2 separate regions of the Mus musculus genome follow, and region 1 is linked to region 2. The links are chromatin contacts, found by Hi-C or POLR2A ChIA-PET in ENCODE. All regions are on one chromosome and are shown on one strand. The core of a region is the stretch at or near the end of the contact, and the rest is flanking DNA. Distances in the headings are between cores, read along the strand shown.

The links. A loop is a pair of places that touch in the nucleus more often than their neighbours do. ChIA-PET counts read pairs that join two places held with the same protein, here RNA polymerase II (POLR2A).
Region 1: a loop to region 2 is called in a map of T-helper 17 cell, with 2.0 times the contacts of the local background. The contact joins the enhancer-like site here to the promoter of Ilvbl in region 2. A Hi-C loop is called at or near these places in 2 of 37 maps with a recorded cell type or tissue (T-helper 17 cell and T-helper 2 cell). POLR2A ChIA-PET finds 5 or more read pairs at or near these places in 1 of 5 experiments (Patski).

What each region holds. Positions count from the first base shown.
Region 1 is chr10:78,480,670-78,483,369 of GRCm38, reverse strand. No RefSeq gene overlaps it. Among named protein-coding and RNA genes, the nearest start is that of Gm30232, 4.7 kb to the left of the region's middle. Within about 2 kb of position 1,394, at least 1 of the 3 ENCODE cell types and tissues checked has a DNase peak (open chromatin) inside an H3K27ac peak, as active enhancers do.
Region 2 is chr10:78,573,663-78,576,362 of GRCm38, reverse strand. Ilvbl (ilvB (bacterial acetolactate synthase)-like) reads right to left here and starts at 1,372. Exons shown (of 15, transcript NM_001359302.1): 1 at 1,132-1,372. The coding sequence starts at 1,266.

The sequences.
Region 1 (2,700 bases), core at 145-2,644, 93 kb after region 2:
GGGTAGAACAAGAATGGATTCACTAGACAGTGTGGGTGAAACACTATTTATCAACCAAACAGGGGCTCAAACACTCAGCAATTGCCCTTGCCTACGGACTTTGATCTCCTATGCTGTATAATAACAATCAATTGCTCTATTTGTCTGGCAAGCAAGCCTGATTCAGGACAGCCCTGGATTGTCCTTAGATGCAATTCCAGCCACTTGTGGTCCTTCCAGATCCTTCCAGGTCCATGGTAGCCAGCTACTATACCCTAACATCTCCCAGGAATCAGTATAGTGGCTGGCCATGAGTGGAAGGGGAATGGGGACCTGCCACCTTGCTCAGTGACCAGCCAAAAAGTACATTGCAAGAGGCCACCACCTGGCTGCCCAGGCCAGCCCAATCTTCCTGCTGGACCAGCCAGGCAAGGAAGCACCAGTCAGCTGACATTGCCTATGGCTCCCATTCTAGTGCCCATGACACCCTGGTTCCCTCCAAGGCAACCAGTCACAAGCAGGAAGCACCACCTGCCAGAAATGATCAGAGACAACCTCATTCATTACACACCTCACAGGAGAGGCTCTGGGAAGACAACACAAGGCTGCATTCCTTCTAACAGGTTGCTTCCAAAGCCAAACTCAGCAAACTGTTTGCTTGTATTACTGTCTCTTCAGTAATACAAGCAAGCCTGCTGGAGGTGTAGGGTTGCGGTTCTAGCCCCATCCCAGCGATGACAGGCCACCTCAGGAGTGATCAGACCTGTAGTGTGGCTCAGCTTCTTGGGCTCCAACCAGTCTGCGATCTTAACTCAGCCTCCTGAATTTCAGCAGCCCCCGCGGATCCTCCCAGCTCAGCATTTTATCACTCAGGGTTGGCCAGGCCGACCGAAGCAGCAGGTACCCTTAAGAACTACGGTGTGTACCACAGTCAGATAGGGGTGTGCCACATTCACTACCCTACTGTAGGCTCTCCAGAGTACTCCACGCCCCCAGCCTGTGTGCCCCAGGCTCTATCCGAAGCGCGCCCAGCTCCCGATAGGAACCCCAGGGTGGCCCCAAGGGAACCAACGTCATCGCCGCCGCCTTGCACACTAGCGGCCGGGCTGGGTTATAGAAGTGGCGAGGCATGAACCTGCAGAGGGAACATGGCCACCCGGTTGCCCACGTAGCCACGGACTACATGGCTCTGAATAGAGAGCACCCGGCACTCGCCCTCCATGCCGGGCTAGCCTTGGTTGCTGAGGTCACAGTTGCTGTTACGGTCTGCGGATCAGCTCGCTTGTCCCTCCGCGCAGGCGTAGTTTTTGGACTTGGGTGAACTGAGTCTTGGAGTCCCGCTCCGCTAGGGGTGAGCTGGAGGCGGGGCCTCGCTCGTGCCTCGCCTCTCCGGGAAACCAGCTCTGTGGTACTGACCCCTACCCGCTCCTCTGAGCTAGTGCAGCACATCGGCGCCCAAGCCCTCTCTGCACACCCAGGTTAGCACCAAGCCATCTCATCTGGGATTCGCTCCTCAGTGTGGTTAATTCATTCCACGCTGTTCCAACCCGTTGGCCTATGGCGCTGATCACCCCATGGGTGGCACTCCTAAATGCTGCTGTCTAAAAGCTCCCACCCAGCTCCAGTGCTGTAAGACCCTCAGAGATCGGGTGGACTCCTCCAGCCTCATGGCCTCCGTGGAATCCCAGACCCGGTCAGCCGTGTGCTCGGCTGTCTGAACTCTGAACCCCGGGGGTACCTATTCCAGCGATTTCCGGGCTCATGTTCACCTTCTTAGAGCCACTCATGGGTACAACAGACTTGAAGCTGCTGCTCTGGCTTTCCTATTTTCATGCCTCCCCACACACGTGCAATCCTCTCAGTCTTAGAGAAAGTGCACCTCTCTGTCCCATCTCCAGACCTACACTTGGCACTCCTGTGGTCACGGACACATCAGGTTCACAGATCAGCGGCACAGGCCAGCGTGTAAAGTTTGCTTTGTCTTAATGAAATTACTGGGGATGAATGAGGCCAGAGTGAGTGGGGCTAAGAGAAGAAAGGAAGAAAGGAAGGAAGGAAGGAAGGAAGGAAGGAAGGAAGGAAGGAAGGAAGGAAGGAAAGAAGACAGAAAGAAAGAAAGAAAGAAAGAAAGAAAGAAAGAAAGAAAGAAAGAAAGAAAGAAAGAAAGAAAGAAAGAACGAACTGGGGACCAGATCTGCTCTGAAGAGAAAGGAGGAACCCCATTGCTTGGGGAACAGATCAGAAAGAGGAAGTGGTATTGAGGCTCCGTTGGTGGAGTGCATATCAAGGTCCTAGCTTTAACCCCAATCCCTAAAAAGGCAAACAATAAGGAGAAACACATTGTAAGGAATTGTCTTAGTCAGGATTTCTATTCCTGCATAAACATCATGACCAAAAAGCAAATTGGGGGCCGGGCGTGGTGGCACACGCTTTTAATCCTAGCACTTTGGAGGCAGAAGCAGGCAGATTTCTGAGTTCGAGGCCAGCCTGGTCTACAAAGTGAGTTCCAGGACAGCCAGGGCTACACAGAGAAACCCTGTCTCAATAAACCCAAGGGGGGAAAAAAAAGCAAATTGGGGAGGAAAGGGTTTATTCAGCTTACACGTGGCTGTGCATCACCAAAGGAAGTCAGGACTGGAACTCAAGCAAGTCAGGAAGCAGGAGCTGATGCAGAGGCCATGGAAGGATGTTACTTATTGGCTTGCTTCCCCTATCTTGCTC
Region 2 (2,700 bases), core at 123-2,622:
AACAGAAGAAATGTTCTTTTTGAAACTGTACTGAGGATTGAACCCTGGGCATAGATAGTGTTAGACAAGCACTCTAACCACTGAGCTATATCATCAGCTTTTACTAGGACAAGGTCTCACGAGGCTTTGAACTCCTTATGTAGCTTAGGCAGGGCTTGAATTTGTGACCATCTCTCCCCAGCCTACCAAGTAGCAGACTGAGATAAAGCCTATGTTCTTAAGTGGCTCTGGAGATTATAATGCCTGCTCCAGAGATACTGGGCCAGTTGAGAAGAAAGGAGATAGAGGTTAAATCTACAGAGAATCCAGGAGAGCCTGGCAAGAGGCAGAAGGCCCCTGGCTTAGATGTGTGCCTGCTTCCTAGTATCCCTGCAGGGCCTGGCACTTGGAGTGCTAACTCCATCCAGCCTATTGCCTCCCTCTGCTAGTGAGGCACAGGTCCAGCTGACATGCTGCCAGCAGCCATATGCCTAGCACGGAAGTGACTCCTGGCACAGACTACCCTGAGCATCCAAGCCTCAGTAGCTTCACGATCCCTACATACTTCAAGGTCAGTGGCACTGTCCCTGTCTAGAAGAAAAGGGACTGGGTAAGGGCAAGAATTTCTCAGAATGGAACAAGTGGTTTATAAGTATGACTTGTGGGGTCAGCTTTTCCCAAATCTGTCATCTAGAGAAAATACTAAACTTCTCTGTAGATCATTTGCCTCTTGTGGGCACAAGGACAGAAATTATAGCACTTACTTTGGTGAAGATGGTACGAAATATGCTAAGACAGTTCCTCAGAAGGGCTTACTATCAGAGCCCATTCCCTCCCCTGCCTACCTTCAGCCCACCAATCTCACTATGTTTAAAAGGCCTGCTCTGTTAAAATGACTCAGGCCCCTGGGTATGGAGGTAGGCGGAGAATGTGTGCTGTCCAGACAACGACAATTTCCCCATTATCTCGTACTAGTTACAAAGTCCAGGCCCATATACAGTTTGGCAAAGGGACAGAGCTCTGTAAAGAATCTCCCAACCAGCCACTTCTAGACTAGCTGGGACTCGCTTTCCACACCTGCACAGTGGATGAGCTGGAGAAACACCTTTAGTGCCTTCCTCCTACCCCTAGCCCTCCTTCTACCCTAAGCACCTTGTGCATCAGCTGATAGAAGAGCCCCAGTCTGTGAGCGACGCCCAGCACGGCAGCCACCAGCGTCCCAAACGCCAGGAGCAGGAAGGAGGGGAAGAAGCCTCCCGCAGATGCAGCGGCCGCAGAAGTTTCCATGAGGCAGAACCTAAGTAAGAAAGCACAGAGCCAGAATCTTAGTACTATAATCTAATCCGGAAGCAGGATCGTCCGCCGGACCTGGGCCACACCTCCCCGACCTGCCAGGCCACGCCCACAGACGCATCTAGACTGGACTTAAAGCCACGCCCCAGTGAGGCTAAGTCCGCCCCCTGACGTCACCACCTTCAAACTAAAAGTAGGCCACAGCAGGTCAAGGCGATCGCAGTAGCACCGAAACAAGGTTGAAATTCCTACTTACCTATCTGTTAACGAGCCCATGCAGAACCCACCCTCCTCAACGCTGGACTGGGGCTCAGCGGAGAGCCCGCCTCGCGCTTACATCATTGAGTCGTAAGGCCACACCCCCATCGGATCGCGCAGCCTAGGGTACGCTCCCCCACCCTCCCCACACACACCAGACTCTTGACCTTTGGCCTTCAGCCGAGGTCACTTTTCAATAGGATGCGCCTTCAGCTCCACTACATAGAACTCCCTTCCACCCATCCCCAAACAAGGCCCTATGACCTTTGCCTATAGGAAAGGTCCCTGACTGCAGTGGAACTCTGCCGCTTCTGGGTCACGTGACTGGGGAGTGTGGAGTGGTGCCCCTTTTGCCCACTTGGCTCTGCAGCGCCCCGTAGTTCAACGAGACGCGCGTGCGCCAAACTGGAGTCTCGCTGAAAAAGCTATCCGAAAGAGACGTTTATCATTGGTCGCTTCTCTCTCTCGCCTCTAATTGGCTAACATTACACCGCGCCTTCCACACCCGCGAGAACCATCTCGCGGCACGTTCCACGGGCGTGGACTGTGACACACCCCCCACCCGAGCTCCCCAGAACCCGCATTCCCGACCGCAACATATGCAAGCCCCTCCCCTTCCTGGACCACTGTGAGGCTTTGCAGGATGTTTAGAGAACTCCCTAGTGTTTGGTGCCAGGCCGGTTCAGTCATTTTCCAGGTTTCCAGCATCTGGGGACCTTTTACAAACTCCGATCTGTCTTACAAATCCCTTTCTCCAATTTATGTCTTTTTCTTTGACTGGCTTTTAATCAGGACCATCTGTGTAACCAAGAGTTTTGAGCTATTTGTTGAAGCCTGAACAATGGATATTTAACAATGTAAACCAGTGTAATAGTATGTGCTTTTATTCCCACCATTCCGAGTTCAAGACCAGGCTCTTCTCCATAGTGAGTTCCAGGACAAGCAGGAGTGCATAGAGACCAACCAAAAATCACAATCGCTTCAGCTGTGTCATGTCCACAAGATAGCATTCCACAGCCTTTCTCCCCATCTTTTGGCTCTTATATTCTTTCCACTTCCTCTTCCTTGGTGTTCCCTGACCTTTGCAAGCCATGGTATAAATGCCCTGTTTAAAGCTGATCGTTCAGCCATCCCTTCTCAGCAACTATGGTCTCTGATTAAGTTCTGTGA